Linked DNA regions of Homo sapiens: all the other regions are linked to region 3. A link is an interaction called in ENCODE POLR2A ChIA-PET data of the cell type or tissue named here. Cell type or tissue: HepG2. All regions are shown on one strand. Region 1 overlaps LOC284788 (a long non-coding RNA gene). Region 2 overlaps LOC284788 (a long non-coding RNA gene). Region 3 overlaps LOC105372564 (a long non-coding RNA gene). Region 4 overlaps LOC105372562 (a long non-coding RNA gene). Region 5 overlaps LINC00261 (long intergenic non-protein coding RNA 261). Region 6 overlaps LINC00261 (long intergenic non-protein coding RNA 261).

Region 1 (5,000 bases), 110 kb before region 3:
TCACTTCAGGCTGGAAGCCATGCTGTGTGCGGTACTCCCAGTTCACCTGTATGTGAACACAGGACACTGAGGAAAAGCATTTCAACAGCCTGACTTCCTCAGATACATACAACCTCTCCTCCCACCCCACACAAACTTGATTTTACTCTCCTTCCAGTGAGGGCAACATGTCAATCTCTTTTCAAACCCCACGTGGAAAGCCTGGCTACAGTTTTGGTAACAATGAGGTACTTTCTTCTCATTTATGTTAGCACTCTTACCTGCTTAGCCTCAAAAACCCCCAGTATAACCTTGCCTGAAGAAGTCGCTAAGGATGCTGGCATTATTTGTAAATCGATTGCAAATGGTACTCAGATATGAAGTTCTTCTGCGGTCTTCGTTAAAGCTTTGTATTATTCTATGTGAATATAAATAGATAATTATTTACTTAAAAAATATTTTGTGGGCTATAAAGGTAAATGCATAAACAGGTCCTACAAGAATATTCTTTATTTTTGTAATTAAAACTATTCATTTCTGCCAAATTTTCTTCACCTTTTATTTCATTCAGAATATTATTATTATTATTATTTGCTCTACTGTGGGCAAAGTTTCTAGAATAGCTCAAATTAAAAATATGTATATACTCCCTCACCCCCTTACTCTATTTATGCCATCAACTTTTCTCCATAAAAGAATCTCATTTTATGCTTTCATTTTCCACATTGAACTTTTGGGTACAAGAAAGTGGGGGTGAAATATGAGTTCAGATGCCTGCAATTGTCTTGGAATATTTTTCTGCACACTCAAAAGCCTCCATTATGAACAAAGTCTGATGTTCGTTCACCCAGTGATGAATGCTGACTTAGCCTGAGAAAAAACTAATTAAAAATGTTGTGGAAAATGCAAACGTGGTTGATTTAAACAGCCAAAAGGAATTATCCTCTTGCAGTGTAAACTACCTATGGAGTGTTAAAGTTCTTGGAATCAATTAGTTTCTAGAAACCAAACAAATGATGATCTTACTCTTGTCCCCAAATGATAAAACAAAGGTTTGGTAAAAGAATACTATACATTACAGTTTTAACATTGGCGTTTAAAATTTTCTGTTTGTTTTTATTTTCTAATTTTTAGATAACTAAAGCCTAAAACTACAGCTAAATAGGATGTTTTAATTCACGCTAATTACCATAAAATTCATGAGGTAGGATTTTTTTTCTTAACCTTTCTTATTCACCTACTCCTTGCTCCAGAATTTCATTTTGGAGTTTATCAGAACAAAATTCTTTCGCTGCGCTCTCCAGTCCTGTTTGCTGAGTTCCGCAGGGTTTGCTGACAAGTTCTACTTGAGTAAATTGTATTTAGACAACCGTATATTTCATTTAGGCCTTTTGCAATGACTGGGCCAAGGTCAGTTTTATATTCTCCTGAAATCATAAAGTGACACTTGAGATAAACAGAATGTTTACTCTCTCCATGTGAGCTGAGGCTGATATGTAAATTTATCCTTATTCTTTCATCAAATTTGCATTTGCCCTCTTAGCCAAACACTACAGACTTCCAAATCAAACAGTTTTGATGATGGTCAACTCTTTATGACCGATGGCCATATCAGAGAAAAAGAAACAGCCATTTAGATTAAAATGAAAAGCACAGTGCAACATAACTCTCCTCTCTAGGTTAGTGGTAATTGGATGAACTTTCATACAAGAGGTGTTTTGATGCTTCGCTGCTTACCAGTAATTACCACGGGCTTCCGGCTTTGTGTGTGCCTGTGATGTACCCTTTATCTGTGACGAACACACCATACTCACCTATCATCATTTTTTTTCCGGTCAAATAAACCAAGTACCTCTAAATAGATTCTTTATATTAAAGAAGGAGAAAAGAAAGGAAGGCGTAACAGAAAGACTTGATCCTCTCCTCAAATGAATACATTTGCTAACTCTAGCAAGAATAAGACACAATAAATAATGACAATACACAAGGTAGAAGATGAAAATCAGAACTCTAGATTTTGTAGACTGTTGTCTTCCTATGAGGTTATTCTGTTTTCCAGTGTGTGCGCTCTACAGAGGTGACTTGTCGCCCAGGGCAAGGAGGTGTGTCACTCGCTTACTCCAAGGTGAGCTGGAATCTGTTAGGTAAAAAGCTCCCAGTGCCCAAACAGCCTCGGGCCCGGTGAAAAAAGCCACTCCCAGCAGCTTAAATCTCTCTGATGCAGTTAAACAAGAGGCAGCCTCTGAGAACGTGAGGGATAAAATTAGTACCTGTGTTTGCTTTCCATTCTTTTTGAACAAAAGGAGCTATTTCTGTGTTCTGAGTTTGCAGAACACAGAGGGGATTAAGCAATGGGACCACACAACTCATTCCTTTCAGGTTGGGGGCTGGGTTAAACACTCAGCATAGCTCCCCGGGAGCGGTAGCGCCCACTAGGTTTTATTCCCTCCTGAAAGTTGTGCTATCGGGGTCTTGCTCAGGGGAAATAGAGCTCCACAGCCCTGCTTGTGTTTTGTTTCGGCACCAAATGCAATGCTAGCAAGTTCAAAGCAAACGGTCTGCGAGACAGGCTGCACAAAGAAGAAAAAAGTGGCATTCTTTCAGGAGCTCCTGGATTCTGCTTCCTGTAAGGAATAAAAAATGAAGACTGTTGGCGCTGAGCCTTGCTAGGTTACTGAAGATCTCCCACTTGGAATGTCAGACACATCAGTAAACGACTTGATCCAGAAACAGAACTAACGTAATTCACGCCATTGATACAACAGGACGAGTGTCTCTACCCAACTTCAGTGCTTGTCTTATGAAGAAGAAGACCAAGAAAAAGAAAGAAAGGAAAAGAGAAAGCAAAGAGGCAAGGGAGTGTGGGGGAAGGCAGAGAACACAGTTTCCTTTTCAGTGTGGCTGTCAAATGGCGATCTAATTGTGGCCGGGCTGCAGGAGAGCAGATAGCTTTTCTGAAGCCCGCAAGTATTTCTGCCATTCACCAGGCCGAAGGATGCCACACACAGTCTGTTTGTTCAACATAAGCAAACAGATTGTAAACTGGCTGATAATTTTTGTACTGACAATGTCATTTACAGCTGTCAGCCTTTCGTCTGCCTTGTTTGCTTTATTCAAATATGAACCAAGTGGACCTCCCTTCCAGCGCTTTCTTCTGCATTAAAATCACATCCATTCCCTTCCAAGCTGTCTTATCTAAAATTCATTGGAGGCCAATCAGTTGGCTGAATGCTTTGTTGTTTCCATGGAGGCAAGAAGTCTAGTGTGGACTTTCGGGGATTAGGAAGTTTCAGATTTACAGCCTTGAAGTGCGTGTTTCTTTCAGTTAGCTTCTTTTGATTGCAAAGAGGCAGGACATTTAAATATAATTTTATGTCTGAACCAGGAAGCAGTGCTTTAAAAACGTAATCATTCTGGTTTGTGGCTCCCTCTTGCCAGCACTTGGCCTTACTTCTTCTGGTTTAGTCCTTGGAATGTGCCACCCTCGCAGCATGGATTGGCATTCTTCCTCTGCCCCTAGGTCATGACGGCTCCTTGGCCAGCGGGCACTGCTCAACTGCACCTCTTCTCTAAAATCCTGGCTTTGATCCTGCAGCCTGTCAGGGTGTCACCCACAAATCTTGAAGCCTCCTCTGTTGTGAGTGGAGGTTGCAATACCTTCTGTTAAATAATTCACATCGGACTGGCTGTCTGGTGGCAGGCAGGCAGCTGCAGATATTGCCACTTTGCTCAGAGAGTACAGGCACAGTCTCCTTAAAAAAATAAGCCAGTGGCAAAGTTGCCTACTTCCCTGCACCTGGTGCTGGTGAGAGTTCCTAATTCCAGGATGTGCTTAACTCTGAACTTCAGCCTCATATTTTAAGGGCAACATCAAGAAAAAAGTGATGTTTGTTCCTGGGGATGGGGAGCCTTGCTGCATTCTTGGGAAAAGAGTGTTCTTTTGGCAAACGTGATTTCTGGTCTCTTACTCAAACAAGGAATATCTTAAAATCATCCATGATGTATTGGGCAATTCATTACTTACACTGAAGGCTTTAAAACATAACATCACTGGTACTCTGATTTGACTTTTGACTGTGGCAATTTGTTTAAGTTTGTTTCCCAATGCTTAAAACGGCATAAAGTTAATCAACCTCAGTAAGTGAATATTGAGAATATATTATATGTAACAATAAATTCATCACAAAAACTTTTATATATTTGGGATAATTTCAAGTTGCATCCCAACTGAAATTTGCTGTTTTTTTCTTTAGATTTATTGCAACCAATCTCAAATATTTGTTTAGTATCAACTCTTAGCTTAGAATACATAAATCCTACTACAGGTACCAAATGAATATTACTCATGAAGTCATTTGAGAAAAGTTTGAGGTAGTGTCCAATCTCATGCTAGGTGGAATTTGGTAGAAAGTATGTATTTTTTAAAAGTTTCAGAGAAAAGAAGACTCAATAGAGGTTGCCACATGGGGGAATATTCATTCTATCTATTTAGTCAACATAAGAAGCATACAATACTATGAGGAAGCTGGTAATTTTATGTGATAACAAGCTGTGCTATTATAGAATAGAATGTATTAGTTGCACTTATGTGAACTAATGTGTTGTATGGACTGTGATCTGGTACATAGGCCTGCCTATTCTTTGTTTCGTTTTGTTTTGTTTTGTTTTGTTTGAGACAGTCTCCCTCTGTTACCCAGGCTGGAGGGCAGTAACACGATCTTGGCTCACTGCAAACTCTGCCTCCTGGGTTCAAGCGATTCTCCTGCCTCAGCCTCCTGAGTACCTGGGATTACAGGTGCCCATCACCACACCTGGCTAATTTTTGTATTTTAGTAGAGACAGGGTTTCATCATGTTGGCCAGGCTGGTCTCGAACTCCTGAGCTCAGGTGATCTGCCAGCCTTGGCCTTCCAAAGTGCTGGGACTACAGACTATCTGTTCTTTAATATAGAATGTTATTAACGGTCTGGAGTCCCCATGGTTACAATGTGTCCTGCTCTCTTGGAAGGCCACGCAATTTGC
Region 2 (5,000 bases), 100 kb before region 3:
TTTCCAAAGAAGACATATAAATGGCCAAGTGCATGAAAAGGTGAGCAACATCATTAATCATCAGGGAAGTGACAATCAAAACCATAATGAGTTATCACTTCACACCTCAGGATGGCTATTATCAAAAAGACAAGAAATAACAAGTGTTGGCGAGAGTGTGAAGAAAAGAGAGCCTTTGTGGTTGGTTGGAATGCAGACTGGTGCTGCAGTATGAAAAACTGTATGGAGATTCCTCAAAAATTTAAAACTAGAATTATCATATGATCCAGCAATTCCTTTTTGGGTAATATATCCAAGGGAAACAAAATCAGAATCTTGAAGAATTATCTGCACCCTCATGTTTATTCCAGCATCATTCACAATAAGCAAGACATGGAAACAATCTAAGTGTCCACTGACAAGAGATCAATGAATAAAGAAAATGTAGAATACAATGGAATACTATTTAGCCCTTAAAAAGACAGAATTCTTGCCATTTGTGACAAAATGGATGAACCTGGAGGACATTATGCCTAGTGAAATAAGCCAGACACAGAAAGGCAAATACAGCATAATCTCACTAATACATGGCATCTAAAAAAGTCTGACTCATAGAAACAGAGTAGTGGTGATTAAAGGCTGGGAAGTGAGAGACATAGGGAGACTTTGGTCAAAGGGCACAAGGTTTCAGTCATAAGATGAAGAAGTTCTATAGATCTAATGCATAATTGGAGAATGTATTGATAACTTGGAATTTTACGAGAGCAGATTTTAAGGATTAACACACATACACACACACACACACAAATAGTAACGAGTAGTAGTGGACGTGCTAGTTAATTTGACTGTGGTAATCATTATGCAATGTATATGTATATCACGTCATCTCATAGTATACTTTGAATATACATTTTTGTCAATTAAATATTTTTTTAAAATATTATTAATTATAAATTCCATATAGCTAATTGATTTTAACAGAATTCTTTTGTTGATTTTGCTGAACTTTTGCCCTCATAGCCAACTACAAATCAATTCTTTTTTTTTTTTTTTTTTTTTTGAGATGGAGTCTCGCTCTGTTGCCCAGGCTGGATTGCAGTGGTGCAATCTCAGCTCACTGCAACCTCCGCCTCCACCTCACTGCAACCTCAAGTGATCCTCTCACCTCAGCCTCCCCAGTAGCTGAGACTACGGGTGGGCACCACCACACCCGGCTGATTTTTGTATTTTTAGTAGAGACGGGGTTTTACTATGTTGGCCAGGCTGGTCTCGAATTCCTGACCTCAAGTGATGCGCCTGCCTTGGCCTCCCAAAGTGCCGGGATTACAGGTGTGACCCATCATGCTCAGCCTACAAATCAATTCTTGATCACTCTCAGATTCTGCAAAGAAGCCCCTCACCTCAATGATGAGCAAATGCAACTCCAACATGAATGTTAGTTGATGTTTTTGTTGATGTTAAGTAGTAAAATGAAAGTGAAACAATGAGGACATATATTGGGACTTTAGTTGTTCATCAGTGGAATGAATGGCTTCTTTGTTGAATTGGAGAACAGTTTTCAAATACTCAAAAAATATTTCCTGAAGTATGCTTTATGTGTTTTCATAATATAATGGCTATAAACGCAGCACATTTTTAAGTTTAACCTGCTATATTAACATTTTCTCCACCACTTTCTTAAGTCTAGACAAACAACGAAACAATAAATCAAGCTCTGATTTTCAGCATTTGCCAGTTTTCACGGCTTGGATACTCTCATCACAGATGAATTCAAACTATCAACATGAACATGGATTTGGCAAGAGGTACCAACAGGATACCAGTATCTACAGGTCTCATGAAGGAGGAAGCATTTGAATTTGGCTTGTAAAACATGGGGAACTTTGTATAGACAGAAATGGAGGGAGAGGACATTCCTGGCAAAAGACACACTTAAATAAAGGCAAAATAGGGAAACCGTTTTGACATAGAGAGGCATCAAAGGGCCTACAGAAGACACCAAGAAAGACATGCAGGACCTTGGGAAAAAGATCTGGAATGTGATTTCAAAGGACTCTGAATTCCTTTCTTATCCTATGAACTTTCCTTTTATCCCATTAAAGGTTTCGTTTCCTTTTGCTTTTGTTTGGTGGGGAATAATTTGCATGTTTGTATTGTTTTGTTATATGGAATGGAAGACAGAAAGGAAGCAAGAAGGATGGTGTGAAATGGTCAGATTTGATCTTTAAGGATAGTACTCTAATAACCAGAGTTGTGGAAGGGATGGAAGCTGACAGACTAGAGGTGGGGAAAGTTGGGAGGAATTTACAAAAGTCAGCACCAGAGGGAATGAGACTGCACCAGGCCACAGCAACAAGAATGTCAGGTCCAGTGGGCTTGGATGAGGCCTAACTTACTGCCCTCTATGTCCCCAATAATCTAAACAGGGCCTGGCACACAGAAGGTGCTCAGCGACATTTGCTGAAGGAATGAACGACGGAAATGTAAAGTAGGGAGGAAGGGGGAGAGATCTCAAGTTTGTTCATATCAGGAAAATAGCTCTGAATAATACTGAATTCTATATAAAAAATGTAATGCATTCTGTATCAGAGTTTCCAAAAAATATTTTTAAAAACTATGTTGCTGCTTAAACCAGCTCTGACGGGAAGTTGAAAGTATTGCTTATAAGCCACAATTTTATAGGAATCTTATATGTACTATTGAAGTAATGTGGATAATGTAAGGAGATTTTTCTGAATGTAGATCACATTATTTTTCTGGGTACTTGCCTTATTCTAACACTACCTTCATTCTTTGTTCCTTCTTCCTTTTCAAGGGGTTAATAGTCTGCAAAGAATCTATTAAATGCATTTATGGAAACTTCTCATTATGAAATGCTTCTTAGGAATCCACCCAGGGAATAATTTGGGACTTTTTTTTTAATTCAATTACTTCTTTTTCCTCTAGGTAGGAAGCAGTTGGGAAGGGTTATACTGAACTACAGGAATTAACTCTGAATCCAAATTTTGAAGTGTGTTAGTGGCGGCAAACTTCCTTCTCCGAACATTGGTATGACTCAGTATTAAAGTGCTGGGCTCCTGGATGATAAGAAGTCTGTGTGTGGGGGTGACCATTGTATGTACATGTTCGGTTAATCATTACAGGCTTCTCTGCTTATCACCACAGTGGTGCTCACCACAGGCCAGCAAGAGGAATGATGGATTTCTCCCGAGTTCTTGGCAGGAACTGAGCTCCACTGGTTTTATTCTGAAGCTGCTAACAGAGAGCCTCCCACCCTTGCCCTTATCACTTTTTATTCTTCTACATCCTTGAAATTAATGAGACAATGAGTTGGTTGTGGTGACCGTTTCCAGGCCTGTGGCTGCTAAGCTAGCGTCCAAGTCTGGCTGAGAGGTGGGAGGACTACGGCCAGGAGATGTTGGGTTTCACTACATGATGCAATGCTCTAATTTGCTGAATCATAGTTCCTAATTTCCTGGAATCCAAGAAACATGGCCTTGTTTACCCCCGTTTGTACTTAGATTCAAGGGCTGGACATTTAAAGATCACCTGTCAGTCAATCCGCCTCCTTAAACTAAGATCTCCAAAGCAAGATGTGCCATTTTGTAAAAACTTCTATCCAAGTTTAACAGGCAGAAAGAAAAGTGAACATATCATAAATGTACCACCCAGTGATTTTTCACAAGCCAAGCACATCCTGTAACCAGCACCCAAATCGAGACGAACACCACCAGCCCCTTGGAAACCACCGGCTATTTCCCTTCCAGCCAACGACTTTACCCTCCCCAAGATCCCAACCATCTAGCCAGCAGCATGATTCATTTTTGGACTCTAAATAATTGGAATCACATCATATTGACTCTTCTGTGACTGGCTTCTTTTTCTCAACTTTTATCTTTGCAAGATTCAACCATATTTTTGTGCTTATAGCTCACTCTTTTTTCATTGCGGTATACTATCACTTTGTGCTACTATACTATTATTTATTCATTCTAAAGGTATTGTTTTTATGCTCTAAATTTCTGGGAGAGGAGTTTTTGCCACACCCCAATACATTCAGACTTTGAATCATAATTTTAAATCCTCTTTTATTATTATTATTATCTTTGCTGTCTCCTACATCCAATTATTCTAATGAACTTCTAATGATTTCATGGCTTCATCTCCCTTCTCATCAGATTCATTTACAAACATCACCCAAGAGCACGGATCTGACCACATCCCTTTCCACTGAAACTTCTCCTGCTGCAGTCTTCTCACCCAGGCACTCCTCATCCTCCCTGGCTTGGTCCTTTCCTGTATCTTGCCTAATTCGCTTTGAAAGCACAGGATCTACTTTTTCTTTCTGGGACTGCATCATTATTTCCCCAGCCCTAGGCATATGTTGAAGGGTTTCTTCAGTCTAGAAGTTTCTTTTCCCCCCATATACAGTGTCAGACACTGCTAACCCATCCTTGAAGACCCAGTTCATATTATACAGTCCCAGCTCTGGTCTCCAGTTTGCCTGTTTCAAAGTCGGCTCTGTAGGGCTCTGCCCCTTCCGCTTCCCCGTGAGCTAGCAGGCGTCTGAGGGCCTCGGGTTTGCTCCCAGCCTCTCTCACCTTTGCCCCCAGATATTTGCTCCGTGAGAATAGCCTGGATCTTCTCTAACCCATCGTTTCTTCTTTTATTTTCACATTTCCTGATTACGTTCTGTCTCTTTTTCCAGGAAAAATGTCTGTGGGATGGCATGCCTTTCGAGGGCTGTGTGTCACAGAGAGATGAGTGAGGAGGAGAAACCTATTCTGATGCCCAGTTCGAGAGGATTCTCATCCAGACTTGTTCTCCTCTGAAAGCTCTCACTGACTGTACCTTCTTAGTGTTGTTCTCCAGGTAGAATGAGGAGAAGAGCGCTGTGCACATGAGTAGCTGAAATGCCTTTAAATCCCATCACAATCCTGCAAGCTTAATGTGCTCAGAGGTGGCCAAAGGGAAGAGGAGGAAGCACAGCCACTGGAGAGGAGAGACAGCACGAGACAAGG
Region 3 (5,000 bases):
CATCCACTAGGATGACCGTGAGTTCATTGCTGTTGTTGTTTTAAGGGATATAAGTGTTGACAAGGATGCGGAGAAGCTGAAACCCTTTTACAATGGCTGGTAGGAAAGTAAAATGGTGCAGCTGTTGTGGGGAACGGCTTGGCAATACCTCAAAAAAATTGACATAGGATTACCATATGACCTAGAGACTTCTAGGTATACGCCCTAAAGAACTGAAAACAGAGACTCCAACAAATACATGCACATGCTGTTCACAGCAGCATTATTCACAAGTCAAAAGGCCAAAACAACTCAAATATAAAACTGAAGGAAATATTCATGAACATACACTGTATTCATATAACACGTATTTAATGTTAGAATACCTTACAAAACATATAACATACACCGAAATTGGAATTAAAGGATGAGATTAAAAACATGAAGAAACGTGTCTTTCCTAGAATCCCCAGTGGTGACCACCAATCTGCTCGAATGCTCCCACAGTGACTTCCCTTAGCCTGGAAATTTCAAGAGTTACAATCTGAAGAGATTCTTCCACTCCCACCTTTGCTTTAATTCCTGGCTTGAAAGAAAATTTAAATTTAAGGACAAACTTTCTTGTGCTGCTGTTTTTAAGGTGACCGTTTTGTTTCCCAAATTTCCTCTGGAAAAAGAACATTCCTTCAACAAGGTCTCTCTTTTCTAAGGAGAAAAGGATCAAATACAGACCCTCAAACCGAGGCTCTGGTGCTAGTTCGGGGAAACAGACACATGCACGGTAACCATTTCTAAACACAGAGCTGTTTTCAGCTTCATATTCCACAGATCTTGAAGTATTCACACATCTTATGCAGTATTTCCTTTTGGTTAAGCTTAGCCCCTTGGAAAGATTAAGAAAGTCGTGTCCTAAGAGTCCCGGGGAGGCCGAGATAACATAGTGAGTGGAGTCCAGCCTGAGGTCTCCTGTCTGCTAGGCAGGGATTTCAGGGTGAGTTTCAAGGACAGCTTCCAAGGCTGAGTGGATTCTTGTGGTCACCATTGCGAAGGTGTATCTGAGGTAATTGAAATTACGTTAGCATGGTGACATATAGAAAAAGAATATGGGGACATTTTACTCCTGAGCATGAGGGAGAATCGCTGAGAGCCAGGCAAGGTGAAGAAGAAAAAGAGAAATAATAAATTCTCGGCTGGGCACAGTGGCTCACGCCTGTAATCCCAGCACTTTGGGAGGCCGAGGCGGGCAGATCACGAGGTCAGGAAATCGAGACCATCCTGGCTAACACGGTGAAACCCCGTCTCTACTAAAAATACAAAAAATTAGCCGGGCATGGTGGCGGGCGCCTGTAGTCCCAGATACTCGGGAGGCCGAGGCAGGAGAGTGGCGTGAACCTGGGAGGCGGAGCTTGCAGTGAACCGAGATCGCGCCACTGCACTCCAGCCTGGGCGACAGAGGGAGACTCCATCTCAAAATAAATAAATAAATAAATTCTCAAAGGAGACTTTCTTTTTTTTAATAAAAACCATGTATTGGATCAGTTATCTTCTCAAATCTCTAGTCTAAAATAATGTGGGCAGTTTTACAAGGAAATACATATATTGGACCATATGAAATGAACCGTCAATATTTGTTATAAATCTATGAAAACATTAAGTTCAAATGGTTTCGTCTAACACCTATGTAATATAATCAGTAAATTCCAGGTACTGTGCGATTTAGGCAGAGTATATGTGTGTATATGTGTGTGTGTGTGTGTGTATGTATGTACATGCACGTGTGTATATATTTTGTAGAGTCCAGGGTCTCCTGTCAAACTTCTGGGCTCAAGCGATCCTTCTGCCTCAGCCTCCCAAAGTGCTAAGATTACAGTTGTGAGCCACTGCACCCGACATATGCAGAAAATATCTTACTGCAGTATAAAACATATATCTGAGAGGAAAAGAACAAGAGAGAGAGGTTTCTAACTTAAACACAGCTAACCAAGGAAAAAATAAAATCAACATTTGAATGAATATTGAAATTCTCTTAAAAAAAGACAAATGAGGGGGAAATCACATAAGCAAGTAAGGTTTCACACACATGGTGCTCTAGAAACTAATCAGTGGACAGATTCAGAATCCATATCTCCCTTTCCAAAATGTTCTCTGGCAGAAGTCATTCTGTAGGACAAACTGGAATCAAAAGAGTTATGAAAATTGTACAATGGGATGAAGGGGCTTCCCCTGTTGGGGAATAGATAGCTGACATGCTGGATGGGGCCAGGGTTCAAACAAAGGCCCCTGTTGAGTGGGAGCAGGTACAAGACAGATGGTTTGTTAAACATTGCCAGCATGCTTGCGCAGTGCCGTGCGGCGGTCAGAGCCTGGATAATGGTCACCAGGGCATTGTGTAGCAGCGCATTGGCTAATTTCAGCCCAGCTAAAGCTATTGCTTATCTTTGTTGGTTTTGCAAAGATTAAGGCAGTTTCTCTGCTTTGAATGCACCACAGCTGCCCAGCAAAGCATTCCTGAAGTTTTGTCTGAATTCCCACTGCTAAGAGGGGCCAAGCAAAAGGTGGCTCGTGCAAGGACTTGTTTTAAGCTCATATGTGAAGTTGCTTCTCCTCAACTAATCTGGACCACTCTTGACTCTTACTTCTGGGCAAAACCCTCTAGAGTTACAGGGGCCTTCTTTCTCAGTGAGTCCTTTCCTGTGTGGTTCGAAATGCATCTGCTGGGGATTTATATTTCCTAGATTTATATTTCCTATTGGGATTGATTCATTTGCTACTTTTGTGGAAAAAGGTAAACACCATTGTAAATTCCATCCGGTGAATCATGGGGAGGCGGTGGTTCCAATTAAACGTGTTTGCTTTCGGAAGGGGGCCCTTGGCTTCTTATCTTTATGTACAGAAGAAAATAGAGCTCAACCGGGCCTCTGCAGCCAATGGAAACGCACCTGGCCCAGTCAGCTGCTAGGCTGAGTCTCTGCTGCTCTGGGCTCCAACTCGCTCCTCTCGGTTGTTTGCAGACAAAGGGAGAGTAGCTGCGGGTCATGCAGAGGGGACAGTCCCCTTGGCTCTGCCTATAGTCCCAAAGCAAAGCAGGGGGTGCAGCTACTATCTGGGTATGTTAGGAAAGGGTGATGGCTGATCGGTTTAGTATTTCCAACAGTTCAAATGTCTTTATCTTCTTTTAAAGGTAGTGCATATCTATCCCCACCTAATTGAACCAGTGCTGTATTTACTTCAGGCAGCCCCCTCTGCCTAAATTAGATCATTTCTAGCTATAAAATCAAGAAAGTGTGCCCAGCAGATTAAGCCCTAAAAGTGGACTTGTTAACTACATCTACAGAAGCAAAGAGAGCAAGAGAATTTTTATATACTCTCCCTCTCTCCCTCTCTCTCTCTTTTCTCTCTCTCTCTCCCTCTCTCCCTCTCTCCCTCTCTCTCTGCCTCTCTCCCTCTCTCCCTCTCTCTCTGCCTCTCTCCCTCTCTCCCTCTCTCTTTCCCTCTCTCTCTCCTTCTCTCCCTCTTGTTTCTCTCTCTCTCTCCCTCTCTCCCTCTTGTTTCTCTCTCTCTCTCTCTCTCATGCATGCACCACACACCCCTACCTTTAGAACTAGGAAACTAATTCGCCTTCCTGGCTCCAGGCCTCAGCATCTCTGCTTAGCATCAGGCATTTGTCATATAGATCTCAAATCAGGAGGCTTTAGTGAGCAGCTAAGGGCTGACAATGTGTCCCAGGGAAAAGAAACCCATAAAGGAGAAAAGCAAAGGTCTGAGAGGTTCACCTGCAAATTCTGGACATTGAAAGCAACTGTACGTCTCCTCAGGTGCAAATAATTGAAATAATACTACTACTCAGGCCATGGTGCAGTGTGCTCACCCAAGGCCCTTCTTGTTTTATTTTATTTTACTACTTTCCCCTGGATTCCCTGTGTGTTCTGGCTCCCAAATCACTCACTCACTTAGGAACCTCCTGGAACGGGTTTCCTAGTTTGGGTTTGGAACCTGTCTAGAAGCTTCTATTGGGAGAGAGAGTGCTGTTTGTGACTCCATGTCGGCAGCTTTCCTTTGATTCCTCTAGTCCAAGGCTGCTATTTTTCCTAAGCCGTTGTCCATCTGGGTCTAAATGTATTGGCGTGTAGAGTTTCACAGACACTTTTGCCATCTCATTTTTCAAAGAATCACATTTTAATGGGGATTTTTGGCAATTTCATTGATTTTTTTAAACTCACTTTATATCTTTTTCTTTGCTTTGGTTTTATTCTGTCATTTTTCTTTTTCTTTTTCTAATATGTTTAGTTATGTCCTTAGGTATGTGGTCTTTCGGTGTCTTGTTTGCTATTTGTGTATTCAAAATTATGTAAAACTTTAAGTGCAACTTGAGAGTTATGGGTCATAAAGTTTGACATTTGACACTTTTGTTCTTATCCAGTTCCAAGTATTTTGTAATATCTTTTAAATTTCCTCTAAACCCCAATGGTTATATACCATACATTATAATGTTTTATGTGTCCAAGAGATGGTCGAAGTGGTTTTATTGCCATTACTGATTTTTTAACTTTATTTCATTATAATCAACACATTGTGTATGTATTGATTACTTGGCATTTACAAAAGTTTTCTTTGTTCCATGGGAATTAAAATGAATATTCTCTGTGGGTGTAAGTTATGTACATCTATTAGATCAGTGTTGTCCAAAAGAAATATAATGCCAGCCACATATATAATTTTATATTTTCTAGAAGCCATATTAAAAAGTGAAAATGCACAGGTGAAATTAATTTTAATAATATTATTTAAGACAATATATACAAAACAACAATTTGAACATATAATCAATATAAAAATATTAACAAGATGCTTTACATTATTTTTCTGTATTGAGTGTTAGAAACCTGGGGTGGATTTAGCTCTTTCAGTGCATTTCAATACAAATACTAAAATTGGATACACTTGATCTGTATTTAGATTTCAATTTACAATTGAAAGAGCAGATTGTTCTAAACATACTTAAAAGTTTTTCAATACCTGAA
Region 4 (5,000 bases), 59 kb before region 3:
GTTTATAAAGATAAATGCATCTAAACAATTGTGTCTGGACAATGAGATTTCTTTTGTGCTGTTTAAAATACACAAAAGATGGACAGAGACAGACACAGAACTATGTCGCCATCAAAGAGTTTCAAAGAAACCAATGACTAGGTGTTAGTTAGATGCTTTCAAAAAACTAAAATCTAAGAACCACCAGATGGGTTTATTTTGCTACATTTAGATAAAGACAAACAAAGAAGTGACAAACCCATTACTGGATATAGATTTAATAATCTATCAAGAAGAGTGATTTTTAAATTGGAAATTTGAAGGAGAGATTCAAAAATCCAGAATTGGTGAAGGGCTAAGAAATTGTCCAACTTTACAATGGAAATGGAAAGATCTGGCAGATGAAATCTTAGGGTTTTACTTGATAAGTAAAAAGAGAAACCAATCATGAGAATTGTCAGAAGGCTAGGAAGAAGCAAATGTTGCCATATCGTTCAAAGAATTATTAGGCTACATTCTGGAAATGATGAGAAAATTTGTAGTTGATCCCTAAGAAAATTCAAGAATAAAATTTCAATCATATGACTTCAGAGCTCTTAGAAAGGAATGAGCATCAGGAGTCAAAATAAGTTCACAACAAACAAACCCTTCCACATAGTTGTTGATGTTGGTTTTCATTGTGTTACCAAAGAGGGGGGATCAGGATCAGGCAATAGATCCACTGGGTATATTTCTGGGAAACATGGACAACAACCAGGAAAAAGAGAATTGTTCCAGGTACCTCTAAATCAGAAACGTTTATTGCCAAAGTAAAATGAAGATGAATTCCTCGCTGTGTTCAGTCATGTTTGGTAATCCATCTGCTTTATATTCAGGTTTTTATTCTGGGTTTTCTTTGAGCATGGGTGGACAAATCTATGTATAAAGCATTTCCTGCAAATTAGGCCATGCACAGTAAAAAGTTAACTTGTGACTTTCTAGACAAATGCCATTTCATATCATTACTCCTATTGATATTTATGCTATCCTTTCTAGCATATGAACAATAAGTTACTATCATTTTCTAGACAAATTAAAGCTTTAGTGACTTGTAGAAAAGCGATTGGGTTTGGAATTCGCTAAGCGATAATCATTCCATCGCCCTAGACTAGTAATGCTGGGCGAATGAAGTTAAAACTCCATGATGAACATGGAGAAAAGCACCCATCCTTTTGGAAGAGTTTTAGCTTGGCAAGGAAACTGGCAAGTTTTGCTTTAATGTAGATAGTGGTACCTGCATTCTCAACCAGAGCTCCATTCCAACATGGCCCCGGAGAAGCTCTGTACAGCGGAGCCCTCACATCATCTGCACTATATGTACACTTGGTCAGGCTGTGTAAACTTTGACATGTGGGTGTCAATCTTTCTCATATTTGCAGATGGCTTTATCAGAGCGTGATTAGTTTCCAGAACAAATTTGAGCAAAAGAAAACATTACCTACAGTATGTAAGCCAACAGACCAGCTAGTTTTCAGATTTGTCTATTTACATGGGCACTAGATGTTTTGCTAAGGCTCTCTAACACTGATGGTAATTGAACAGTGCCAGTGTGTTAGTGGAAGCTGATGAGTTGTAAAGGTTTTATAAACAACTAGGGTGGATTTGGCCACAGCCTTTCTAGTAATGTTTGTTAATCTCCCTGAGCAAGTGTGCACCTAACACAATGTAAATACTCCAGAATTTGGAGGTGTCAATAGTGTAACTTTTACTGTTTGTAAAATCATTCTTTGATATCATCAGTAAGTTTACTGAATGTCCCATGGCCAAATATAATAAAACCTTAAGTAAGCGCTTACAGAGAAATAAGGGAAAACATGTGTTTTATTTTTACCCCGCTGCATGTTTGTTAAAGGATCACCGTAGACTGATAAATAGAGTCATGACTGTGCCTGTGTGTAGATTTCCATCTGGATTTCAGTTAAGGCTAGTTTTACTCTATGCTGAGGAGGAAAAGTATCTTTACAATTATTAGATGGCTAGTTTACCTATTTCACTGAGAAAGACTTACCTTAGAACTTTCAGGGAAAATCTTTACTGATCTCAAATTATCAGCAAATTCAAAATTTCTTTAAGATTAATTTCAAGTAGAATTGAGGGTGTGGGTGTAGCTGGTAAAATCTGTGTTCAGAAATTCTTGTGCACACACCTGTTTTTGGGTGTGGCTGTGCTTTCCAATGATGTCAAATCCCATTATTCCTCAGCTCCCTTGTTAACCGCTAGAGGGCGGATCCATTTCCAAGGGTTTCCTGGGCAAGAGGGAAAATCCTTCTGAACATCAAAAGAAAAATAGTTAAAAGTTTTCTGTTTTTTTTCTCTTTTTCCCTTTTTTTTTCTGTGAAGAGTCTCATCCCCACCCACCCCCTGCATTGTTGATGTCTGTGAAAACTTTGGGAATATGCAGTGTCCTAGTGCATCTGATAAGACTACAGCCCCGGAGGTTAACAAGCAGCCCCTCTGGCTGCAGTATTGATGCAGAGGAAATGAAATGGCGGTGACATTTTAAAGAGGAATTTGTGAACCACAGATATGAGCATGGCTAGCGCAGCATAGTGGCACATAAAATCAATACAAATAACCCGAACCTTAATACCTTGATCCAGGGAAGAGACTAGCTTTATCAGACGCCAGGCGGGGAGCGGCCGGTGGGCCACCTGCGCTGGGTGTGCTATTGACCTACTCTGGAGAGGCGTTAAGCCAACCACAATTAGGAGGATTTCTTTTTTAGAGATGCCTTTTGCTAGAGAGAATTTTCTGGGGAAATGTGTGTCATAATAAAAATAATCTTTGAAACACCTCCTTGCAGCAAACTTGATCATACCACATTGTCATTGTCAAAACTAAGACACTATATTTTTTCTCCAAATTTTACAAATTGTCTCTGCTTTATATACACACACACACATACACACACACACATATGTATCTGTGAAAATCGTCTGAAGATGTACTGCCTTCCCCTTCTATAGTTTCTAAAGGCTGAGAATAAAACTTCTATTTTGTGAGATTACAATTACTGCTCTTACTGTTCACTGCAAGAGGAAAAAGTCATTTTCTCTTCTTTGTAGCATGAAATTCTTATTGTGCATAACTAAGTTTATGCAGCTAGCTAAAAAATCAATGGGAGCTAAGACCTGGCATTATAAAAGGGTGGGACTCTATTGATTGCAATATTAAATTTTCCCTCTTTGCATAATTTCATTTAAAAAACAGGCTGAAAAAACCTGTGATCAATTTAATTTGGAAAATGTATTTTTGAAGAATATCCTTTCTGTTTTTTGTTTTACTTCTTCTTGAGATGTTATGACAAAGAGCGACTTCATTTTTCAAAACTATGAAAACCCTTAAGCACAGGTAACACTGTTTTAGATTTTATAAGATATGTGGGGTAAACTCAGGAAATAGAGGTTGGGGGGAGGCACAATCTTTCCCATGCACATCTTTTTGGCAATTTTCCTTGTGTGTAGCTCTTGTCAGGTTTTATTTGCAAAGAATTAGAAGGCCATGCAAACACAAGACCTATCAGAGTGTAGATTACTCCTGATGTTGGAGTGGAAAACCAAGTATCCTCTGAAATCAATCTCCTGTTTCCAGATAGATGTATGAGTAACCAAGTGTCCCCCTTGAATAAGAAGCACAGATTTGGCTGAACAGAAATAGGGCAATCTTTCAATAGTGGGAGACTAACTCTCACAAAACAGAAAAAATAGAAAGAATTTATTTTCTTTGTCATATTCAATGCTTGAATGGAAAGCAAGTACCTGCCTTCTCTAGGTCTGTGTGAAGAAGAGGACAAGATGGTGGATTTCTTTCCATTATTAATGATTGACTTTTCAAAAGAGTTACTTCTGTCTTTTAATTCTGTAGGATGAGGGTGTCTGTGCACAAGAGGTGTTTGTTGTGTAGCACTTTGTCTCGATGAACTGTGATGTCATGGAAAACCCAACAGCCTCTCCTGGTCCACACACAGGAGTGTGGCTTGGTCTTAGGGCCAAACACATCCCAGTCTTGGCCTGAATTTCGGTTTCTCCCTGCCCTCACCTGCCTTGGACAAGCCAGGTGCACGAGTCCTAATGCTGAAAGCTCTCAGGAGACAAAACCCCTCCGTTCCGAAAACTTCCAAGTCCTGTGCAAATGCACGTATGAACCCAGGGCTTGAGAAGGTGAAAGCCACAGTGGCGTGGAATTGCATGTGTGAGTGTGTGTACAGAGTAACTCTGTTTGTTTGTAGGTCCTTAGTAGAAGGGTGTCTAATGTTGACTTTTTGAGGCTAATATTGTTTGAATTTTCTATCCTGACTCTAAGCCACCTTACAGAGGGCTCTTTTTCCCATGCTGTTTGTACACTCATTACCTTTTAAAATGTCTTGAAGTAGTAAACAGTTCAACAGTTCTCCCTTCCATCCACCCATTGTCAAGAATAATGGGGGCCAGACTGCCAAGTGCAGCGTTAGATGTTGTCGCCTGCTGCTGGCCCTGGCCATAAATATTTGGAGCTTTGGGGCAATCATTCGTACACACTATGCAGTTCAACAAATCCTTCATGAAAACCCAGTCGGTTACCCTGAGAAAAATGTGTGGCCCAAGACATATTTATCGGGGTGGATTTCTAGTAATGTGATTGACACAAGGCTCTTGTTTTTTTGGTTGATAATTTGTTGTAAAGGAAGTAAGAGATGGTGTAACATACAGGCTTTCTCTGCATGTGTGTGAATGTGTATTTGCATGGGTGTTTCCTTTCACTTGAATTGAACTCCTAAAGACCACACTGTATTTTTCCTTAGTTTGAGCAACAGAGAGAGGGTTGTGACTTTCTTCTCAGGGTAGAAAGAAAATCATTTAATTTTAGCCACTTTATTCCTGGTCTTTGTGTATGAAGAAATGAATCCACATCTCTATTCCTTTGGCTTAGGACAGGGCACGGGGAGGTGGGGTATGCTTGGAAAAGGCCAGGGAACAGGGGGCGTATCCATCTGACTCCTTGAC
Region 5 (5,000 bases), 50 kb after region 3:
GCATGTGTACTCTTTGCAGAAATTGGAAATAAAAACCCATTTCCCATGTTGTGGAAATGCATAGCCTCAAAGTCAGGAAATTCTTTTAATGGAAGAAGAGTTCCACTTATTCCCCTGAGTTATCCACAGTGATTCCCCATGATTTTCAGATTAATGCTAAAATGCCATAATGGAAAAATTTCCCTGGGCAAGTTTTTCTCTATGTCAAGAATTAGAGAAAGGAATTACGTTCACCCAGGCAGACTACAATTTCCATCTTGGCCTCAGTTCCCCAAAAAACCAGATACATTTAGTCTAAGCACTTAATCAGGAAAAAAAAATGTATTTTTCCCTTATTATGTGATACGAATTATTCTGTACTAAATACAAAATTTTAGAATTTATGCTTGCAAAGAAATACAGAACAATTTATACTTAATAATTTTATTACATGTACACACAAAATCATAGCAAAATATGATATATTTTATAGGATTTTTTTGTCTTTTCATGATGCCATCGAATATTTGCAAATGCCTAAATGGAACCCTTTCTTCATTCTCCACACAAGTCCAAAAACACAAACACACACGCACACACATACACCTATACACATGCATCCTTTTAACCAAAGGTAATACTCACTGGTGTTAAAACTAACAGCTCTACTGGACAATGGCTTCATGGACATTTTAGAGGCAGTCTTAAGTCTGCTGTGGGCACAGGCATGTCGGATATGATTTCCCTGCAGGGATGCCCTCTCGGTGGCTGTGGGGGATGCTTGCGGCCCCTCGCCTGCCAGCGCTGAGCTCAGCCTCACAGTGAGCCGAGATGAACAGGTGCTCTCTTCTCTGGCGGCGGCGGCACGTGAGGTCGGCTCCTTGCAGAACAGCGTCTCAGTGGGAGACCTTTAGCTTCACGGCCTTTCCTTCTGACCACCCAGCAGGAAAAATATACGAAAGCGTTTTTTTCTGCCAGTTTTGTCGATGAGACAAAATACAAAAACAAAAAAACACACAGCATTAAAACTTTGTATTTCCCACAGGTGGGCTTTGGAAATGTTTACCACAGTCATAGTAAAACACTAGTTTTCTTCGGAATTAAATTTTTTGCCTTTCCACCTTATAAAACCATTCAGGCTAAATAACCACATTACAATAGAATTAAACATTGAAGCCTGGCTCCCGAAATCAACATCAGTGGGAAAACCCACTGATTCGGAACACACACCCAACAGTGCAAATCTATGTTAGATTTTGAATTTAATATCAACTTAATGTGACTGTAGTTTATATTATTATCACATCTACTTTCTTTTATATTTAAAATAGGCTCTGATTTTAGAAGAGCAAATGTAAAAAATATTTTGATTATTTGTTGATGACATTTACTCTGATTATAGGTGTAATCTATGGCAATTCCAAAAGTACCTTGTATGTCCCATCTCCAGTTCATCCTGCTTTTACCCTGAGTCCAGCAACCTCTATTCATTAGGATTCTGAACAAAATAAGCATGAAAGGGGAAATCCAAAATAATATTCAGAAGTGGCAAATCATAACTGAACATAGTTTTAAACTTGACAATTTAAAACTTTTGCCTCTTTTCAGCAGCCAGAAGAAGTCTGGTTATTTTAAGTCAAAATCTCTGCCCCAAAACCTCCTTTCCCTGCACTCCATGAACACCTCTCTCCCTTTTCCCCAAAGGCAACATTTTGGCTTGGCAAGCAATACACATCAATGAACCCTTCCATTTAAATGTCCCACAAAGATTGCATCCGATCACAGCTTGCAAGAAAGAAAGAAAGGAAAGAAAGAAAGAAAGAAAGAAAGAAAGAAAGAAAGAAAGAAAGAGAAATCAGACATAGGCAGTGTCAAATGTCTTATACGTCCGCCCCCTCTGTTCTTCCATTCTCTCCCTCACCATCCTCTTGTAAAATAAAAGAGAGCCGAGCATAACTTGTTACAGTAAAGGCACCCCGAGATTTAGGGGGATAAGTACGGCCTACTTGTTATCTGCAATGCTGCAGCTGTGCTTTTATCTGGCCAAAGGAGACAGGGGACAACAAAAGATCCCAAAGAAGGGACAGTGGACGCATGGGAAAACCACTACCCCAGCATTGTGGTGCCCTTCTGCTGAGCAAATAGTTCAAACTGTTCATTCCCATCTTCTATTCTCTCCCTGGTACATTGTTTGTGCCCTTGCATTTCATTCTGCAAGGAAGGTTGCTCTCTGGGCCTATAAGCAAACAGTCCAGAAAAGGGCTAGCCATCCTCTTCTCTTCCCCGGAGAACTAGCATTTTTATTTCGGCTCCAAGCTGTCAAAGATCTGGAGAGTTTATGTCAGTGTCCTGAATTAATTGCTTTAAGCTGGAGCAAGCTCCACGGGCTACCAAATGTCCAAAAGATGTTTATTAATAACATTTCCTCCAGGATCATGGCTCCAAGCTGTCTCTGGGTGGTGGCTTTTCTATGCTGCCACCCTCTCACCCCTGGCCTCTTAATGCTCAGGAGGGGATTGCCTCTTTCAGTCATCATGACAAAATTTAGAATTGCCCGGGATGAAATAAATATCCACCTATGTCACAGGGTGTGCACGGCGGATATCTTTGTCCTGACTCAGAAAGAGTTATAGAAGCCCTGTGTGCAACCTACAAGTGGTCTGGGGGAGAGCAAAAAGCAGCCAGGACCCCCCTCTGTGAAAGCTCATTTAGCCAATACAATTAGCAAAAGGAGCAGGAGAAATCGGGGCTTTGGCTTCCCCTCCCTACCTCCTCCTCCAAAAGAAAATTCAGTGAGGCTGACAACACAATGCATTTTGAAGTTTTCCTGGTACCAAAAAAAAGCCTCTTTAATAGAATGAAATAATAAACCAATTTATATACTGATATAAGACTAGGATCGTGAATGCCATTGTGTAATTTTCCACTTGACTTTTCATTATCTACCTGAACAAAATCAATCTATATGTATGGGATCAACATACAATTCCAGAGATAAAAGCTGAAAATAAATGCGCTTTGCATATCCTGGAGATAAAAGACACAATCCTTGGTACTGCCTTTTCTTCTCCAGCAGATGCATTTATAAAATAAATTGTTGTGTCAAGGAAAAAGTGAGACGTAGCAGTGTATCTTGAGTGTGGACTCCTTTGCTGGAAATATTGATCCTGCAAATGAACAGTGGTTAATAAGTACCCTGCAGACGATATCAGGTCTTTTGCCCTAGTTTACCCAGAGTGCAGTCTGGGTCAATGTTTCTCCCAACCAAAGCTCCTCACCTCCAAAAAAAAAAAAAAAAGACTTCCCCTATTAGCATGGATTTAAAGCTGAGGACTTCAAGGGCTTTTTAAAGCCACTCTACAGAGACAAAGCACATTGAAAATTCACATTACATTAGAAAACCCCATGCAGCAAACGCCCAGCTTGTGAAGCACACAGTCCTCAAAAGGGAAGGAGAGATGGTTCCATGCACTTTAGGGTTGACATTTATTACTTTAAACAGGTTGGGTTCCATTCCTTGTATGCCTTTCTTTGCTCCAATAATTAGCAATGGTGCTAAAAGTAGTAAAGCTCTCTCCCCATTAGCCATGCCATGGGTCCTCCTTAATTCCCTTTTTTTGGAATGTGTCACTGAATCTGCGTGAATCTGTGTGCCCTGGTGGGCAGATGGTGGGGCATTGTTGAGGGTGCTGTGGCTGTTTGTGTGCCCTGTTGTGTTCAGGGCTCTTCGAGGAAAGTACACCCACTCTGCCCTCCCAGGGTGGGCTCACCTTGGTTGCTGTTCACTTTCCTGTAAGGGAGGGGTTCATTTCCAACGTTGTATAGATAGCAAAGAGAGGCCCACAAGGCATGGGACCATCTTTCACCCCAAACAATCACTCTGAGTTTGTGAATATTTTCCGGTCATAGAAAGAGATTTCCAAAAATTAGCTACTCTTCATTGTTTATTCATTGTTAGATTCAGTAACCTCAGGGGAGCTTAAATATCTACCATGGCAGCGTGATTGTCACAGCTTCAGCTCTTAGGGCAGGACAACTCCACACTTGTATATTTTAGGATCTTTGCATTGACAAATGTTAATGGCTGTTGGTCTATTGGTTCAGCAAGATTTTGCAATTCCTGATGTTCACAGACCTCCTTCCCTTCTCCTGGGCTCTGTATTCACACACAGCACCCATTTGGACTGGGACCATTGCCTCTTGATTAGCAAATCTGGTGCTGTGCTCCACTCCTCAGTTTATATTTGTTGAAAACTCTGAGGAAAGTGTCCAGGAGCAATCTGATGCAGTGTCATGGCCTTTGGGGAAATGCTTGGGAGGGTCAAAGCTCAGCCTGGGGAGAAGCTCATGTGCTTTTAGTCACAGAAGACTCTTAGGACAATCAGTGTGCTTTATTCATTTCATCTTTTTGTTCCAGTAGCTGTAAATAAGCAAGTCTAGAGAAAGTGTAAGATGTGGTCAAGAAGAGTTATGCAGTCATTAGACTTTTGTTTGAAAAGAGAACACCTTCCTGAAGGCATGTTTTGAAAAGGTCCTATATTTTCATGACAGAAATGATGCCTTGAATGGCTACAGCTTTCAGCCTTGGTGAGCCCCAGCCTTATTTGATCCATATTTTAATTACTCTGTGATTCAAATCTGCATCGTAGGGAATCAGTACAGCGACATAAGAGCTTCAACCAGCATAAAGAACATTTTCAGGAGCTTTGTACCCCTTAAGTTCCCTGAGGAAAGACAACACACCAGAACAGGTGTCACTATTTCCACAGAGAAACCTGCTCATGCTGGAAAATGTCTTGCTAAGTGGCCTCAGAACCATCTTCTCAGGCTGGAACAGTGCTCCACCCACATGCAGAATCCTGACACAGTGGAACGCAGCCCATGTTGATGAAATAAATATTTAGTAAACAGGAGAAACTGAGTTTTTCAAAAAGGTATTATTATAATGTTTTTAGTGATCATGTCTTAGTTGAACCATCTTGATGCCATTTCCTAGAGGAAGAAAAATGTACAGTAAGAAG
Region 6 (5,000 bases), 58 kb after region 3:
GTTTTCTCAGCGATGGTTGAGCTGGTCTTTATCCAGGGATTCCTGGGAAGGAAAATATAGGGACAGGTTTCAAATAAAAATGGGCTTCCACTACTCCGCCCCCCGCCCCCATCGGAGTCAGCTGGAATGCAGTTATTATGTTTCTGGAACAAGGGCAGCCCTTCGATTCTATCAGGACTGAGGAGGAGGAAGGGAAACAGAGTGACGCGGAGGCCACCCATTCTTTCTCCTCCCCAGAGGAAAAGGAGTTCGAGCTCCTTTTGAGATACCGGGTCGGAGAAGGTGCAGCTCGGGCTGGAGCAGGGTGGACGAGTGTTCGAAGAGGAGAAAGTGCAGGCTGGGGGAGCGAAACGAAAATCCTGAGGTCACTAAATGAGATAAAAGTGTCTCCAGGGCCGTGCCAGCACATCCTAGCCACCACTGGTGTCACCAGCATCCCGCCCCCCATTCTAGCCCCCTCTGTTGTCCCCCATTAAGACTGGTGGGCGTGGCTGCCTGGGTCCCGCTCCCACCGCAGCGGGGTCGCGCTCCCAGTCTTGACCCAAGGCCGTCTGCCTGTTCGCCCGGCCCTCCTCTGCGCGGTGCCCAGCGGGCTCATCCGGACGGGGCCGACCTTGGCACCTGCAGGAGAAACCCTGGACTCGCCAGTGTTACCGGAGACGGGAGAGCGATGGGGAGGGCGGGAGAGGAATACAGCTGACAGAGCCCATGGCGACTGGGGTGGGATAGGTCGGGTCCGGTGTGAACTGGCTGCCTAGGGTCGGTTCCCTGCGCTTTCTAGAATTTGTGGGGGAAAAGCAAGAATGACCGTCCCTCTGCCTCGTGCTCTTTTCGATCTCTCCCCCGACCCCCAGTGACATTTAGCAGGCATTTTCCTTTCGTGGCCTTCTCCACTAAGACCCTTGGAAGTCCTATGTCAGCGAAGTGAGCGTTGGGAGGGGACGAGAAGAACCCCCCGGAGGGCCAACCCGGGTTCCGCGTTTGGCGCATCTCGGCAGCCGGAGCTCGCCAAACCGGGACAGCCCCACGGACCCGCGGGGACTGGGGGCTCGGCCGGCTGCTCTGACGACCTCGGCGCGCCCGATCGGCCCCGGCTGCCTGGCCCCGGGTACCCGGGCACACGCCGCCTTCCCGGAGCCCGAGCACCCGCTCCGGCTCTCGCAGCCTGAGCCCAAGGAAGGCTGCTCTGCAGGTCCCCGGGCCACTCGCGGGGAGCCCGAGCCAGCCCGCCAGCCAGCGGCTAGGGCCTCACCCAGGAATGAGGAAAGGGAGTGCTGCTTTATTTCGGAAGCAGGTCCGACTCTGTGAACACCTAGATAGAGGGAGGCATTTAATTTTTATATGCACATATATATATATTGCAACGTGATTTGTCCTAGGTAGAGTTATTTGTGCCTCAACTTTGATACATTTCATGGTAGAATTAAAGGACAAGGTTCGTGCCTGGGGTGGGGGCGGAAGAGAATAGTGAAGGGGCAGTTTAGATGTTTTTTCTTTTCTAAATGATTCAATTTAAGCAAACACTTGGGGGCTCCAGGCCGCTGTAATTCCAAAGACAATTTTCTCTTGTTTTAATTTGATTTGCATTTTTTCAACGTTGATAATACTCAATTTCATGGCTGAATACACATGTAAACACGGTTAGGTCGTGTTTTTCGCCACTTGCACCAAACAGAATGTCGCTTGTCTCGGTGCCATGGGAGGTTACACGCCGCGTCCTCAAAATATCTGCAAGTTTCTCCTAAATTATTTTTCAAAACTTGGCCTGGAAATTTGTCTGAGCTTCAGAGGTGACGAACTAAAATATATCTAAACTGAATATATCTACTGAACTAGCCAAGGTGTGGGAAGACCTGCACAGACATTGCAAAAAGGAAGGCAGTAAAGGAAACAAATTCCTATTTGATATAGAATCAATCCTATTTTTACCCGGCATTATTTTTCTATATTGTATTAATAGTTTTAAACAATCCAAAAATAACAAAGAAATTATCTTCTCCCAGAAATGTTTTTAATGTGGATTTCATTGCTAGAAAGACAAGCATTGAGAAATATATAGCTATACCTTTATAAGGAGAGGTTTAATTACCACTATTGAGCTATTTTATCAAACATAAAAATTAGAAGAAAATGCAAGGTGAAATTGAGAAATAAGCGTTAGTCATATCAAAACTGATATTCAACAAAATAGCACTGCCAATGACAATGAAAGTAGGATGGTGTGACCTGCCTGTGAGCAGCTACCACAAAACTGTAATGCAAGCATATCACACATTGTTTTGCCCTCAGGACACAAACTAGACAGACATTGTGCAAAGAAATGTTTGGCACCTAATAAATTTATTAAAACTCCAAATACATTTTATACTCCATTTACGAAACTGTGCTGGAAAAAGTGAGGACACACTTTTTTGGTTTGTCCAAGAATACCTTATGTAATAAAATGGCTGTCTAATTTCCAGAGCTACCCTTCATTTAGAAATATATATTTATCTGCTTGCTATTGACTAATGTGGAATATTCAATACTGTGAGCAATATTTCTATCTCAAATCTTAAGAATTTACAAACTACAATGTTTGTTTTATTTTAAAAATCCTTAAAAATGAAAAGAATCCGTGAAAATTCTAAATCCTAAAAAATAAAATAGATCTGTGAGACTTCTTAAAATGCTTTATGCTCCAGGCTGGCTGATAATAGGTAACTGTATTTTAAATTGAGGTGATCTAATTTGAAAAATATCTTTTATCACGTGAAAGGCATTTAGGCAAACAAGAAAAAATTCCATTTGAAAGACAACAGACTTTGAAAGAGAAAGTCGCTTAATTTTTTTAAAAAACACACTCGTGGCAGGCCGACTGTCCAATGTCTGCAAGAAAACTGTTCTTCACCATTTGGCTTTTAAAAAAAGAATTATTAAATTTTAAATTATAATTGTTAGGATTTGTACTAAGGTTTTCTATTGTTTTGGAAGACTGGCCATTATGCCTACTTTATTTTACACAAATAGATGGCAGAGTACGCGCGCTCCTCACAATTGCTTCACAGCAAACCCATTCTTAGAGATGGAGCTAATGAAGGGGGCTAATTGTAACACACAGTCTATTCAGAGAATGCAAATGTTGGACAATAGAGTACATCTTTCCCTTTTTCTATTAGTAATTGAGGAGTAAATGGAGATCTTGTTAAGGATCTTAGAAGTTTGATCGTCACTGAGTGAGTTTGCCATTTTAATTTGCTTTCATCCCCAAAACAGATCTGTATTGAGACATGGCTACCTCAGCCAGAAGCAGAGCTGCTGCACCTCAGACAGAATCTGTCCTCCACCCTCAACTTCATTGAACTGGGTCTGAGCTGCAGCAGGAAACAGGGAGAAGGGCTGGGGTGGGGGAAGGGAGGCAAGGGAGGAATGGTCGGGAAAGTCTCTGGAAAGCATTCTAGACAGGTGGGGACTTCCAGATGTGGTATGGTTGGGGGCTTGGGAACTTGGGAGGGTGTGCACCTTGGGAGAGTCATGAGTCCTAGGAAGAAGTCACAGAACCCACCCCAACCCCTGCAAAACGTCCAGCAGCTGGGAGTGGGGAGGCGCTTAGCTAAGGGTGTCATACAGGGATAGTGATCTGCCTGTTCTTTCATGATGACCAAGAGCCCAGAGGCCTGAGCCTGAGGTAGGGAAGGGGTGTGTGTGTGTGTGTGTGTGTGTGTGTGTGTGTGTGTCATGTGGTGTGTGAGAGAGAGGAGGCAGGGAAGGAGGAGAGAGATTGTGGAATGCAAGGGAGAAATCATGCAGTTACTTTTAGTTGTTTACTGAGCAAGGGCAAAATCTAAACCGCGCTTGCCACAATCAATGAAAGGATCGCCTCAGCTTCCAGAGTTGAGCTCCCTAAATGAGTCTGGCATTCTGATAACTGCAGGTGAGCACCTGAGATCAACTCCTTCCCACTGCTCGATGCTGGGAAGAGATAGGGATGCATTTGTTCCTGAGCTCTGGGAAGGGAGAGGCAAGAGGGGGATTTAATTGTCTGCCTGGGTGAATCGAAATGTCCTTTAAAGCACAGAAATCAAGAGAGATTGGCCTTTAATTGGTAAACTTTGCTGATTGGGGGAGGTGGTAATTAAAATGGAAAGAGGACAAAATACAGATTGGCTACTGCTTCCCCCACTGTCTCGCCCCCATAAACAGCCCCCAAAATTGGTATTCTCCTCCCCTCTGGCCATCTTTACAAGGCTCAGCACACAATCTGATTGTGGGTAATTGTGTCATTCTTGTGTCCCAACCTTAGTCTAACACTCAGTTGTCCAGTTTGGAGTGAGAATACAATTTTATCTAGAACTCTGTTCACTTCCAAGAGTTGGCCATACACATGCCAACACGTGAGGAGCTGGCCTTAGAATCCAATTGTCTGCCTGTCTCTGAAATGCCGAAATGGAAGATGCTAAGTCTGCAGGGAATCTCACACCACTAAAAATGGACAGGCCAGGGAACTTAGCTTCCCGGATATTGAAAAGTAAAGGAGACCTCCAAGCCAAGCCTGAGCCCTGATTTGAGGAGGTCTAGTGCTCATTTCCACTCTGTGTCCCCGGAGCCTGGCACAAGCTTGGCAACTGTTCACATGCACACTCAGATGCACTCTGCTGGAGTGGTGCTCTTGTATGCGATGGGCCTACTGGGTCCTGGGCAGCATCCTCCCTCCCTGAGGGCTGCAGGTTGATGTGCCTAGGCCAGCATCCTATTCAGGGGCAAACCCCAGAGGCAGGTGTTTATGGAGATCTGCATTGGCATATATGTGAGGGGTGGGAGGGGGAGGCTTGCCGCGGGGGCTGGGGCCAGGGCGTGCTGGGGACCAGCTGTGGGCGGTGTATGCATTCCAGCTATGCTGTCACCTGGGTTGTCAGGCCACCAGGTGCAGGTCAGGGGGAGGTCAGAGGCAAGAGCCTCTTAGGACATTCCTAGCCCTTGCTCCCAGAATCCCTCGGTAGGGAATAAGGCAGACAGGCTGT

What was found. Peaks named below come from ENCODE experiments on the same cell type or tissue, not always from the same donor. Only the 100,000 strongest peaks of a DNase experiment are listed, where the experiment ranks them.
Region 1: POLR2A ChIA-PET joins it to region 3 with 13 read pairs; 2 of 35 experiments call an interaction of 5 or more read pairs at or near these places.
Region 2: POLR2A ChIA-PET joins it to region 3 with 12 read pairs; 2 of 35 experiments call an interaction of 5 or more read pairs at or near these places.
Region 4: POLR2A ChIA-PET joins it to region 3 with 12 read pairs; 4 of 35 experiments call an interaction of 5 or more read pairs at or near these places.
Region 5: POLR2A ChIA-PET joins it to region 3 with 18 read pairs; 3 of 35 experiments call an interaction of 5 or more read pairs at or near these places.
Region 6: POLR2A ChIA-PET joins it to region 3 with 10 read pairs; 3 of 35 experiments call an interaction of 5 or more read pairs at or near these places.

Annotation. Positions count from the first base shown.
Region 1 is chr20:22,401,066-22,406,065 of GRCh38, forward strand. LOC284788 (a long non-coding RNA gene) reads right to left here. Exons shown (of 3, transcript NR_027090.1): 2 at 261-397; 3 at 1-46. Among named protein-coding and RNA genes, the nearest start is that of LINC01427, 120 kb to the left of the region's middle. RefSeq lists enhancers at 810-4,097, 2,727-2,836 and a silencer at 4,846-5,000. In HepG2, a CTCF peak has its summit at 2,419; DNase peaks (open chromatin) are centred at 2,306 and 2,986; H3K4me3 peaks cover 2,033 bases; H3K27me3 peaks cover 261 bases.
Region 2 is chr20:22,408,614-22,413,613 of GRCh38, forward strand. The region is part of intron 1 of LOC284788 (a long non-coding RNA gene); the gene reads right to left. Among named protein-coding and RNA genes, the nearest start is that of LINC01427, 130 kb to the left of the region's middle. RefSeq lists an enhancer at 2,929-4,128. In HepG2, no CTCF peak of the experiment used is centred here; DNase peaks (open chromatin) are centred at 2,008, 3,098 and 3,398; H3K4me3 peaks cover 868 bases.
Region 3 is chr20:22,509,766-22,514,765 of GRCh38, forward strand. It overlaps LOC105372564 (a long non-coding RNA gene), which reads right to left. Exons shown (of 3, transcript XR_937341.3): 3 at 335-1,034. Among named protein-coding and RNA genes, the nearest start is that of LINC00261, 66 kb to the right of the region's middle. RefSeq lists an enhancer at 2,980-3,481. In HepG2, no CTCF peak of the experiment used is centred here; DNase peaks (open chromatin) are centred at 995, 2,346, 2,906 and 4,026; H3K4me3 peaks cover 881 bases.
Region 4 is chr20:22,451,225-22,456,224 of GRCh38, forward strand. It overlaps LOC105372562 (a long non-coding RNA gene), which reads right to left. Exons shown (of 4, transcript XR_937337.3): 3 at 2,027-2,264. Among named protein-coding and RNA genes, the nearest start is that of LINC00261, 120 kb to the right of the region's middle. RefSeq lists an enhancer at 4,779-5,000. In HepG2, a CTCF peak has its summit at 2,238 (motif pointing right); DNase peaks (open chromatin) are centred at 1,377 and 2,237; H3K27me3 peaks cover 2,019 bases.
Region 5 is chr20:22,560,146-22,565,145 of GRCh38, forward strand. LINC00261 (long intergenic non-protein coding RNA 261) reads right to left here. Exons shown (of 4, transcript NR_001558.3): 4 at 408-4,971. Among named protein-coding and RNA genes, the nearest start is that of LINC00261, 16 kb to the right of the region's middle. RefSeq lists enhancers at 3,090-3,617, 3,618-4,143. In HepG2, no CTCF peak of the experiment used is centred here; no DNase peak of the experiment used is centred here.
Region 6 is chr20:22,567,844-22,572,843 of GRCh38, forward strand. LINC00261 (long intergenic non-protein coding RNA 261) reads right to left here. Exons shown (of 4, transcript NR_001558.3): 2 at 1-42. Among named protein-coding and RNA genes, the nearest start is that of LINC00261, 8.3 kb to the right of the region's middle. RefSeq lists enhancers at 9-827, 828-1,645, 3,556-4,155. In HepG2, no CTCF peak of the experiment used is centred here; a DNase peak (open chromatin) is centred at 2,758.